2 separate regions of the Homo sapiens genome follow, and region 2 is linked to region 1. Evidence: chromatin contacts called from ENCODE Hi-C data. All regions are on one chromosome and are shown on one strand. The core of a region is the stretch at or near the end of the contact, and the rest is flanking DNA. Distances in the headings are between cores, read along the strand shown.

Region 1 (5,697 bases), core at 280-2,779:
TCCTCTTCTTTCAGGCTCAAATTGAGAGGGTAGGCTGTGGACTCCATCTCTGCAAGCAAGATTCAGGTTCAGAAAAACCAGGTGTCACTGTGACCTCCCCAAAGCCTATGATGGGGGAGGCTGAGCCACATACAAACCTCTTTAGCCCCAAGCACTGTTCCCGCTGGAGGGAAGTAAGGAAACAAGAGTCGGCCAGGAAGCTACAGGGTGACATGTTTAATTATGATAAGAGAGGCTGTGGGTAGATAACGTATCTGGCTGCCTTCAAATATTTAAAAAGCTATCTGGGGAAGAGAACCCAGACTGGTTTGTAGAGACTGGACGGCAGAACAGAGGCCGGCCAGTGGATAAATACTCCTGGAAAAGGTTTTAAGCAGTGAGAAAGGCAGTACTTTCTCACAGCCAGTGCCACCCAAACAGGAATCAGAGGCAGGGGAAAGGTGCTGATTTCCTATCAGTGAAGGTGTCTGAACACAGATTGGACACTTACTCAACTGGAATGGGTGCTAGAAGCCAGTTAAGCATGGGCGGAGCGGTTGGCTCAGTAGGCCCATTGCCTGGATTTTCCAAATTCAAAGGTTCTGTCCACGAGCTGGTTCAGAAAATAGGGTCATTCTACCTTAAGGGACTTTGCAAACGCAGGAGTCAGTGAAACATAGTGAGGGTTATGCCTGGATACCCAAAAAGGTGCAGAAATCGGCTGGGGCCCACCCCGACAGGGAAATAACCCATTGCCTCTGGGCTGCAAATTCTCTATTCGCTGACTCTTGGCCAGTACAAAGGGCCGCACTCCTGCCCTCTATGGGCGCGGGCAATTCCTAGGTGTGGAGTGCGGATGCATCTTGAGGGCTGCATCGGGGAACCTCCAAAGAAAAGATCCCTCTGGAGTTCAAAGTCGGTTCCTTCGATATTTCCAAAAAAGATAGGCGAACGCGGCATGGATGGGTCTAGGCTTCAGATGCCTGCAGCTGGGGCCCGAACTTGGCGGCGGTCTCCCTGCCGGCTCCGGGGCAGAGGTGGGAGGGGCCGCCTCCCCGCGCTAAGGTGCCGCAACCAGGGCCGCCGCCCGCCCTGCCCCGCCTGCGCCACCGCCGCCGCGCCCCCGGGCGCGTTCGGATTTCTCCAGCCATCTTGCCCCATTTCCCTTTCTCCGCGGAACCGCGCCGGGAGCGCTTCCGCTGCCCCCTCCGCCCGGCCCGCCTCCCCACCTGGCCCCCTCCCGGCCCCAGCGCACCTGCCGGGCGGCGAGAGCCGGCGCCGCCCGCCTCCCCGGCGGGCCCGCAACAAAGGCGGCGGCGGCGGCGGCGCAGCCTCGGCGCCCCCGCCTCTGCCGCGGCCCAGCCGCCCGGGACCCGGGGGAGGGGCCGCGCCGCCGCCGCCCCCGCCCGCGCGCACTCACCGCCGGGCCCAGCGGCCAGGGCGCGGGGTGGGGACGCGAGGGCTCCGGCCCGGCTGTCACAGCGCCATCCTTTCCGCCTCTCCGTCCTCCCGTGCGCGCGGCCCCTCGGGAGGGAGCGGGGAGGACACGTGGTGGGAGGAGGGAGGGTCCGGCCCGGAGCTGAGGGTGTTGGGAGGCGAGGGGAGGAGCGCGGCTGATGTCAGCAGGCCTCGGCGGCGCCGGGGGACGGCGCCCGCGCGAGCTCCGGGGCCCTCCTCTAGGCGCGGCTTCCGGCCGGTCCGGGCAGTCCCTGGCGGGCCTGGGTAGCCGTGCCCTCGGCCTTCCCCGCCCCGCCCGATGCAGGCCGCTTCCAGTGCTGCGTGTGACCTCGGCGTGGACGAGGCAGGAAGAGCCCAGATTGATTTTAACCGAGCGTAGCGTGGGCGCACAGTTCCATGTGCTCATTTGCAGTCACCAGCGGGTTGCACTTGCTTGGACGAGCTCTCCAGGCGTTCTCGCCGTGCTTCAGGCAATGAAAGGCTAGACCGGCAAGAGCGTGTAGGGGCATGAGGAGGGGTCTTTGGGGAAGAGTATTCGTATTCTGGCAGCGGGCTCCTGTCCAGAACTTCGTCATATACATGGAGAAGGAACTTCCTGATTTTTGTAGCTGTTGCTTAATATCCCAAGCATGTAATTCCTTGGATGAAGTGGGTGTATAGAAGGACCTTTCTTCTCCAAAACGTCCAAAGGAGTTGTTTACTCTCAGCTCTGTGGGCAATACAACAAAAGTGACCTGAGAAGCCCTGAAGCCCTTTTCATTCCAGAAAAAGATTCTGGGTATGGGTTTTTGTTGAGAACTTGTTGAAGAAAAAATTATTCTGACACTTGTTAAAACAGTAAGGAAGACTTTATACAGGGTTATTGCTATAGGTGTAAAGATGATCACACTGGGGGGAGAGATGAGGTCTAACACGGAATACAGTAAGGACAGCTGGGGATGTATAGCCAAGGAGCAGAACGAAGGGGTCAGTAGATGGAAAGTTACTGATACGAGACATCAAGCACCTAGAGGGATTCTTGCTGAACCCACTTAACAGGATTCTTGCTGAAGGCAGGCTAGGGCGATCAGATATCAAGGGTGGGGGAATGAGAAATTTGATCAGATATCCAGGGTGATCAGATATCAAGGGTGGTGATTTCTCTCTAACCTAACTTAGCAGGGTTCTTGCTAAAATAGAGCTGGGCAGGCCAAAGGTTCGGGGTGAGTGGTCAGGGGACCAGGGTGGAGGCCTGCTGAAGAAGAGGACTTAAGCCTGATTAAACTTTGGTCAAGGAAAGAGTCCGTCAAACTCTTCAGATTGTCTCTGAGACCTGAATATCTGTTGGAAAAGACCTGTCTTTCCAAGTTTTTGTGGCCACTACTACTTACATGTGAATTTTACTTCTCTCAGTCATGGGAGAGGTCACTGTGCACTGTGCTCTTAACACGTAAAATGTAGCATGACATAACGTACACATCTTGGAAGTGCAATCACGGTGACAACCCAAGACCGTAGAAGATCTAATCTGTGGGTGGAAAAGATCGTTCAAATATTGGGAGGGAGGCTAGAATTTACTTTTTTGTTTTAATGAACAATTATTTTTGTGTAAAAGTAAGTATTTGTAGAACAGGAGTGACATGTTAGTTTGAATTGATTGACATTGCCCTCTTAATTTTTCTGAGGAAATGGCAGATTCAAACAGAAAGTGAGGAGGACATTAGGAAGGGAGAAGAGTAATAGGGATGTTGCTGGCACCCCAGCATCTTAGAAAAGAAATTAATACAGTTTTGAGATAGACACACACACACACACACACACAGACACACACACACGAAAAACCCTACTATGTTAGAGTTTTAGTCTCTGAGAGCCCTAATGTTCTCATGGGCTTGGATTAGGTGTCCCTGGGAAGAAATTAAGAGTGACCCACCCGAATTCTTGACTTTGAGCCCACAGCCCCATGATCTCAATTACTGTTAGAGGATCTTAGAGGATCCACCTTTTTACGGGTCTGTAATTGCTAACAAGACTTACTCTAGGAGCAACGTGCTGGCCTAGGCACAATACACTACAGACTCATGTTTAAGTGGTTTTCTAAGTCATTGTGCTTCTCTTTGCTGGTGTTTCATCTGCAAAAAGAGAGTTGAACCATATATTGTCCTAACATTCTCTCAGCTCTGTTATTGTTCCCATTCTCCATAAGACTTTATCTGAGTCTGAATGGGGAGTGATTGAAGCCAGTCTTTGAGACAGTGCATTACTCTGGTAATTCAATAGGATGAGTTTCTCTTAGTTGGTGGCTAATATCAGCCGAACATCCATTTAATCAACATAATAGTTCTTTAATGATGCTGTTGGTCTGACTTCATCCTTCCTCCTATTGAATTATTATAGTACCCAAACTATAGGAATTCCAAAGAGCCTCAAATTTTACAAAATACTCATTTCTAACTGTAGTGTTCCCTGGTGAATACACATTTCTGATTTCCTTCAGCAGAGGCCCCATGGCCAGGTCAATATAGCCACGGGCCCACATACGTCTGTTCCTCGGGGACCGCTGTAGACTGAAGTAATAGTCTTGGTACTTTGTGTCCCTGTGGTAGTGTTATAAGCCACACCTTTGCTGAAGTGTCATGTGCAGAATGTACTTCAATGCACCTTCACTTGGCCTGCTTCTATGGTGAGCTTCAGCCAATGGAATGTGGGAGGAAGTGACTGTGTGTGAGTCCTGAGTCCTAAGAGGCCTCAGAAGTTTCTCTTTGCACCTCTGGGAGCTTTTGATCTCTGCTATGACAAAAGCATGCTTAAGTAGTCACTGCCCCTCCAACTTAGGCATCAGAAGGAGGCATGTGTTACAGAGCTATCCTTGCTAATATGAAGACCAGTGACCATTAGAAGAGATTATTGTTGTTTTAAGCTACTGAGTTCTGGGGTGCCTTGTTATAGAGCAATTTTAAGGGTGTAGCTTATTGAGATGATGACAAGAGGCAACCTTGGCCTTAGGGCTCCCAGTCTTGGCCCTCAAGGAGTTGCTCTGAAGCAGGAGAAGGAGAATTGACCATTTTGTGGTACATATCCTCAGGTATGTGGACAAGGAAATCCTAGATGGGGAGGAAAGGAGGAGAGAACCAAATGGGGAAGGAGCATCACTGCTGACTGTATCTTTCTCTTTCCTGGGATTCTGGCACTTCAGAGGAAGAGCAAGATATGAGCCCTAGCCCTAGAAATTACCCCATAAGAAGCCAGGCATGCTGGCTTGTATCTGTAATCCCAGCTACTCAGGAGGCTGTAGGAGGATTGCTTGAGGCCAGGAGTTCAAAACCAGCCTGAGCAACATAGTGAGACCCTATCTGTTTTCAAAAATATTACCCAATAAAGCCAGAAGTTATTCCTGGGACATCTTGATAAAATGGTAAGGAAAATCCTGCTCTGGTCAGTTCCTTGGAAGGACTTAGAAGTTCTTGGAGAGGAGGTGTGTTGTTAGAGCACCTCAGAGAGTTAAGGAACACTCAGTGGTTTCTTTAGAAGAGGAAAGGGAATTATAACACTTAGGGTCATACTATTATAGCTACTGTAACAAACAGACCCCAAATGCATAAAGGCACAAACACAACAGAAGTGTGGTTGATGTAATAGTCCAGCGTGTTTCTGCCACAGGTGACTCCTGATGCCGTGATTTAGGATCCGTGTTCCTTCTGTCTTTTGGCTTTGTCGCCACCTGGGGCCTGTGGTTTTCTCCATCTGCCAGAGTGAAGGGGAGAGAAAACAAAGAAGGCACAACCTTTTCTTGCCCCTACAGTGACACATGTCTCTTTTATTCACATTCCATTGGTTGGGATCAGTTACATGGTCACACCTGTATGAGAGAAGTTTGGAAAATGTGTGTGTTATCTCTATATAGAAGGGGAGTAGAGGGAGGGAGGGGAGGAAGGAGGGAGGGAGGAAGGGAGGGAGAGAGAGAGAAGAAGGAGAAGGAGGAGAAGGAGAAGAAGCAGAAGCAGAAGAAGGAGGAGGAAGGAAGGAAGAAGAAGAAAGAAGAAGAAGGGAATTGGCTCATGTGATTATGGAGGCTGAGTCTCATAGTGTGCTGTCTGCAATTTGGAGAGGCAGGAAAGCTGGGTGTTATAATTCAACCTGAGTGTGAAGGCCTGAGAACCAGGAGCTCCAGTGTCTGAGGGCAAGAGAAGATGGACACCCAGCTCAATAAAAACTTTTTGTTCTGTTCAGACCCTTAGTGGATTGGGTGATACCTGCCTATGTTGGTGAGGGCGAATTCAA
Region 2 (6,075 bases), core at 2,000-4,499, 2.5 Mb before region 1:
TTTGTGGCTGGAGGTCAGTTTGCTGAAAAATTGGCATCTAGAAAACAGTTTTCCATCTTTAACTGATGGTTCTAGCATGCAGAACTCAACCCATCCAAAGAATAAGCTGGGTCAGGAGAAGTTCACTATGGGACATGTTAAAATTGTTGCCTACAGCTATGTGAAGATGGCCAGTAGGCAGTAGTCTATAAGGGTATGAATCATAAAGAAGGAGATTAGGGATATAGATAGATTTGGAAGTCATTTATATAGATAATTACTGAAGTCATGAGAGTAGAAAAGAAACAGTGGTGGAAAGTGTTGATATTTAAAAGATAAATAAGAAGGAGAAGAGGCTGAAAAAGAAAGAGAGAAGATACAGCTACAGCAGGGCTGTCCAACAGAATTTTCTTCAATGATTGAAATAGCTACTCGCCATATTTGCCTACCGACCACTTGAAGTTTGGCAAGCGTCATTGAGAAACTGAATTTTTAATTTTTAAAAAATATTAATTTAAATTCAAATAGCCACATGTAATTACCGCATTGGACAGTGAAAGGCTACAGAGTAGACTGAAAATAAAAGTGATGTCATGGAAGTCATCAAAAGAACGTATCTCAAAAGGCAGGGAATGGTCAACAGTATTAAATATTAGAGAGGACAAATCAGCTAGGACTAAAAAGTGACTACTGTATTTAGCAATTTAGGGGTTGAATTGTGTCCCCCAAATCTTTATTTGTTGAAGTACTAACCCCCCACTACCTCAGAATGAGACTTCATTTGGAAACAGGATCACTGCAGATGTAATTAGTTAAGATGAAATCATACAGGAGTAGACTGGGTTCCTTTTTTCAATATGACTGCTGTCTTTATAAAAAGGGTAAATTTAGACACAGAAACATGCACATAGGGAGAATGCCATGTGAATATGAAGGCGGAGATAAGGGTGGTACGTCTACAAGACAAGGAGCACCAAAGACTGCCAGCAAGCCACTGGAAGCTAGGAGAGTGTCTCTAATGCCTTCCGAAGGAGCACAGCCTTGTTGACATTTTCATCTTGGACTTCTAGCCTCCAGAACTGAGAGAATACATTTTGTTGTTCAAGCCATGCAGTTTGTGGTACTTTGTTACAGCAACCCCAGCAAACTAATACAACATGAAAGAGATCTTTGATACACCCTAGTTGCTTTGTCTATCTACTTAAATCTTTAAAATGTGTATTCTTATTTAAATCGTAATCTTCTAGTGTATAGGGAATATAGCTGTTAAAAACTTTGCATTAACATTAAATGTTTAAGAGTAGTCACCTAATAAATTCTAACTAATGATGTTAAATTTCACTTGTACATCTAAAGTACTGAAATATAAACACTGCACTAAAAAATAAACATAAAGGGATCTGAAATAACAAATGATTCCCAAGGGGGTCCATGAGATCTAGTTATCTGGCTCAAACGTTCCTTCACATCGTCATAAATGTCATGTTTTAAAAACAATTATAAAAAAGCCACTTACCTTTGGTTTCTAAATTTTTAGTAGTCATTTTTTCACCTTAACCACTGAAAATGCACTCCAAGACTTCTGCTGAACAACCTAGAAATGTATGCATATGAAATAATTTTAAAAATATCATATAAACACATAGAGTACCTCCAATTTAAAAGTTATGATATTTTAATTGCTTCTGTATTTAGTACGCATGCATTTAGAAAGAGAAATGTCCCTTATATCCCATTCTCACAGAAGGCATTGTTATGTCTACTAAAAGTCTCAAAAAAAAAAATTAGGGGTGGTTTACTTCTAAATACTCCGTTTCACCATCCTCACCAATACACTCTAAATTGTCAGAAGTATGTCCTGAATTTTAGCCAAGCAAAGGGAATGAAGTTACTGTGGTGGTTTTGTCATCCATATGACAAGAGGAATTTTAAAGTAATTACTTTCTTAGGAGACATACCGACACAATTTGTATACACACACACACATATCAAAAAGGAGCTTCTGTTTAGATGTTTAACAAACGACAAAAAATATTACTCAAGATAACATAATTTATACTTTTTTGGTAATAAAAAGTTAAAATTAAAATAGTGTAGCTCCAAAAGTAAAAAGAGAAACATATCGAGCCCATGCTTTCAGAAATGTATACATTGTCTTACAGTACAGACTCAGATTTACCAGAGAACATATAAGAAGGTGATGCTACTGCAATGATATAAATATGACAAACTGTACACTAGATGACAACTGGTTTCACTACAAAAAAAGATCGTTCTCAGTACTAGATACAACTCAGTTCAATTAGTGAACCCGACGACTAACTTTCTTAACAGTCACAAACTTTTCTACACTTACACTCTACTGCTCCGAAAAGAGGTATCCAAAAAACCCTTCGTAAGAGTAACGATCCCTGAAACTGCCCTTGATAGCTGCTCTGCGAAACGTACAGGCACAGCGAGTGCCTGCTGGCAAATGCCAAATGAAGCGGAGGGGGTGAAGAAGTAAGTAGGGGGAGTGAGCAGGTATGAAAGCGATAGGCCGGGAAGCGACAAGCCTGTCAACTTTGCTGTCCGGGGAAGTCGAAACCTAAGTTTCATCCCTGTCTGAAAAAGTCTTCCCGGAACAATCTTTCCCTAAATCCAAAGCTACTGGCCACCGAGCTCCAGCCAGACCTCCGTCCCTTTCCAACATCCTTAGTTATACCTGCTTGTCCTCGGATTTACCTCTAAGATTCTTATTCTCCGTATTTCAGGGGGCTTCACTTGATAGGCTCTTCGGATCGGTATCACCAGGTTAACTTCTCACAGACCTCTTCCATTCGGAAGCCGACCCGCCCAGTCCCTCCGCATATCCAGCAGCTCTCTCACTCCTAACCACTTCCGATTACTCAGGGTTTCGCTTCCGGAATACGTTTCCAAAAGAGCAGGGTAAACAAATTCTGCAGTGCGTATAAACTCAAGTAACACAGAACACACACTGTAAGGCCTCCGTAAGTGAAAAGCGGACAGATTTCTACTTTAAAATAAAATACCGTACAGCAACTTTTGGAGCCCAAGCCGCATATTCACTTAAACTTCCGGGCCAGCTGTTAAACAAACGGAAGTAAAACTGCCGGAAACAGAATAATGGCGTCTCGTAGCCCCAGGCGACAGCGTGGAGGGGCGGGTCTGTCGATTGGATGAACGCAGCTGAGATTACTCCCAGCCACTAAGGACGAAGAGGTGGGGCGGTGGCGTCCCACGCCTCGTGCGACAGTGGGCGGGGCTTTGTTGCCTGAGTAACCGTATGATGGTGGTGGTGGTGGTGTCTTCCTGTCTCAACGATACCTATTTTCTAGTGCTGAGATCCTGAGACAATGGTGAGTGCCAGGGGATGCCAGAAGAACGGCTCTGGGGTCCTACTTACTTAGCTTTCCAAGTCTTCGGGCGGATGGGCACTTAAAGTTGTCCGGTCCTCCCGACCTTCTCCCCGTTATCTCTTTCCCCCTTCCCACGGGCTGTTCCTGCAGTCTCCTCGCTCTCCGTATTTCTTACAGCACCCTGAATTCCACTAATGTTACTAAGTCTCTAGAGTAATGAAACAGAAAATTTAGGGTAAGGCATCGAGTCTAATAACCTGTTTTGAACAAACATTATGTGTTTGCATTGTTCATCATGGCATTTTTCATGTTCACAGATTCACATTAACGCGCTTTATTAAGAGTATGGGGTGGTGTGTATGTGACTGTCTCAACACTGATCTGAATCTCCCTAGATCTTGGAGTCTTTTTGCTTTTCTGAGTGGCAGAGCACTGCCCCACGCCCCCACGAGGGCCATTAACAGGTGTATGTTGGATCAGCGCTCTTCTATCCAGTTGGTTACCTTCTAGGTCTGTGCTTGCTTTTCTTTTCTCTTTTCTTTTCTTTCTTCTTCTTTTTTTTTTAAACAGAAATTTCTCCTGGGATTGCTTGGAGAGCTTCTGGAATTCACTGTTTGGGCTTCACCCCTGGAAATTCTGAATGAAAGGAATGGAGCTCGGTATTTGCATTTTAAATAAGCCTATAGGTTATTTTAATTCACCCCTATGTTTGAGAGGGTTCTAGTTAATTCACTTAACTACCATATCTTTTAAGCACTTATGGATAACGGACTGGAGGATAGAAAGATCTTTAGATAGTTATAGCTATGAATTTAGAAACAGAGCCCTCACCCACCACCCCTTGTTTCTTCATACTACTCAGCAATCCTTTTGGTTACCCCAGTTTTCCCCTGACCCATTCTCTGTGAAGACATTTTCAAACCTTCCCTTTACAAACCCTGTCTTTTGCCCTCTTCATTTCTCCTTTCTAAACATGATGGAGTATAACAGGCCATTTCTTCAACCTCATGCCCCCAACCTACACATTGCTCTATATTTTTGCCGAGCCTTTAGTCTTGTATTTCTAGTGTAGAGAAAGGGATATTAAAGGATAATCCATCCATCTTTGCTCTTGATCTCATTTGCTTCCATCTGTTACATTTCGCTTCCAGTTGTTTTTTTCTTTCCTGTGCGTTCAGCCTTTTCCTCTCCAGTTTCTTCTCTTCAGTGCTCAAGTCACACATCTTATGAAAATTAAATAAAGCAAAACCATGTCCTCCATCCTGTGTTTATCCAGTTATTTCCTAGTCCTCCTATCTATCAGTAAACTTCTTGAAAGGATATTATTTTTACTTATATCAAACAGACAAAAGTCTTCTGTCTGGCTTCTTTAATGGCTTCAAGAAAGTTGTTCTTGCTTAAGTTTCTAATGGCCTTTTAAATACCAAATACAGTAATTACTTCTCAAAATTTACATTACTTAGTCTCTTTGTGACAACTGAGGTTCATAGTCATTAATTCCTTTTACTGGCTGTGCCTGGTTTTTGAATGTCATTCTTTGGAATTAACTCCTTGATTACTTTCATTTCTTAGTCTAGACATTTTCCTTGGGTGATTTTGTCCACTCACATGGATTCTACTAACACCTTTGATTTTGCTTCTAAATTTCAATTTTCCTCTCAGATCTACTAATGCCTAACTCAGTTGCTTCCCGGACACATCTGTCTCAAATGTCCTTCAAACTTAATATGACCAAAACTGAACTTGCTATCTTTCCTCCTGGTTTCTCCTATTTTCACCAAGTTAAATAATGCTACTACTATATTATAACCTAAACTAGAAATCAGAGTTATCCTACATTCCTCCCTCTTCTATTTCTCCCATATTCAGTTGTTCACTAGATCAAATTTTAGTTTGTCATCTCCTCATTTCGTGATTATTTTAATAGTGACTTTTACAGTCTGGTCTGGAAATTCTCCAATCCATTATTTTCTCTGCCACAAGAAGGAATTTTTAAAAACCCAACCTGTTGATTTACTCACCTCCTTAAAACTCTAGATTCCCTATTTCCTACAGTAAAATGTCTAGAATGGCACACAAGTTCCTCCATGAACAAGCACTTTTCTGTCTAGCTTTTGCCTTTCCCTTTCCATACTTAAAAAAAAAAAATTCTCTTGCCTTTTAGCTACTTGCTTTTCATTGAACATACCAAGCAACTTCAAACTGGTAGTATGCCTCCTCTTTCTACTTTGCACTTGCAATTCCTTCTACACAGAATACTTGCACCCTCTTGTTGCTTGCCAAACTTATTTATTCTCCTATTACAGGCCAACGTGTTCTTCTTGCCCACTTCCCAGAAAGGCCAAACATTGAGAATGCAGGAGTTGCAGCAGAGAAAGAGTTTAATGGAGGCAAGGCAGTTGAGTGGAAGGATGGGAAATATTTCTAAAATCCGCCTCCCTGACAGCTTGGAAGTTGTGGTTTTCAAGGATAATTTTGTGGGCAGGTTGGTAGGGAATGGGCGCTGCTGATTGGTTGGGGATGAATTTATAGGTGTTTCCAAACTGTCTTCCTGTGCTGAGTCAGTTGTCTAGGTGAGAGTCATAGGACTAGTAGAGTCAGTTTCTTGGTATGAGGCATGTATCTGGGTGGCATCAGGAGGTTTGCCAGAATGCAGAAGCCTGGAAAATATCTCAAGACCAATCTTAGGTTTTACAATAGTGATGTTATCTAAAGGAGCAATTGGTGAAGTTACAAA

The links. Hi-C counts contacts between places; a loop is a spot of excess contacts on that map. Pooled maps may share reads with other maps.
Region 2: a loop to region 1 is called in a map of CD8-positive, alpha-beta T cell, with 17 times the contacts of the local background. The contact joins the promoter of NME7 here to the promoter of POGK in region 1. A Hi-C loop is called at or near these places in 2 of 168 maps with a recorded cell type or tissue (both CD8-positive, alpha-beta T cell), 1 of 37 single-sample maps with no recorded cell type and 12 of 50 pooled maps.

What each region holds. Positions count from the first base shown.
Region 1 is chr1:166,835,307-166,841,003 of GRCh38, reverse strand. It overlaps POGK (pogo transposable element derived with KRAB domain), which reads right to left and starts at 1,529. Exons shown (of 6, transcript NM_017542.5): 1 at 1,400-1,529; 2 at 1-49. The coding sequence starts at 47. RefSeq lists silencers at 1,004-1,243, 1,344-1,773.
Region 2 is chr1:169,364,971-169,371,045 of GRCh38, reverse strand. NME7 (NME/NM23 family member 7) reads left to right here and starts at 3,249. Exons shown (of 12, transcript NM_013330.5): 1 at 3,249-3,338. The coding sequence starts at 3,336. It overlaps BLZF1 (basic leucine zipper nuclear factor 1), which reads right to left and starts at 2,851. Exons shown (of 7, transcript NM_001320973.2): 1 at 2,704-2,851; 2 at 1,496-1,573. The coding sequence starts at 1,523. RefSeq lists enhancers at 2,272-2,771, 3,030-3,109, 2,772-3,273, 2,213-3,412.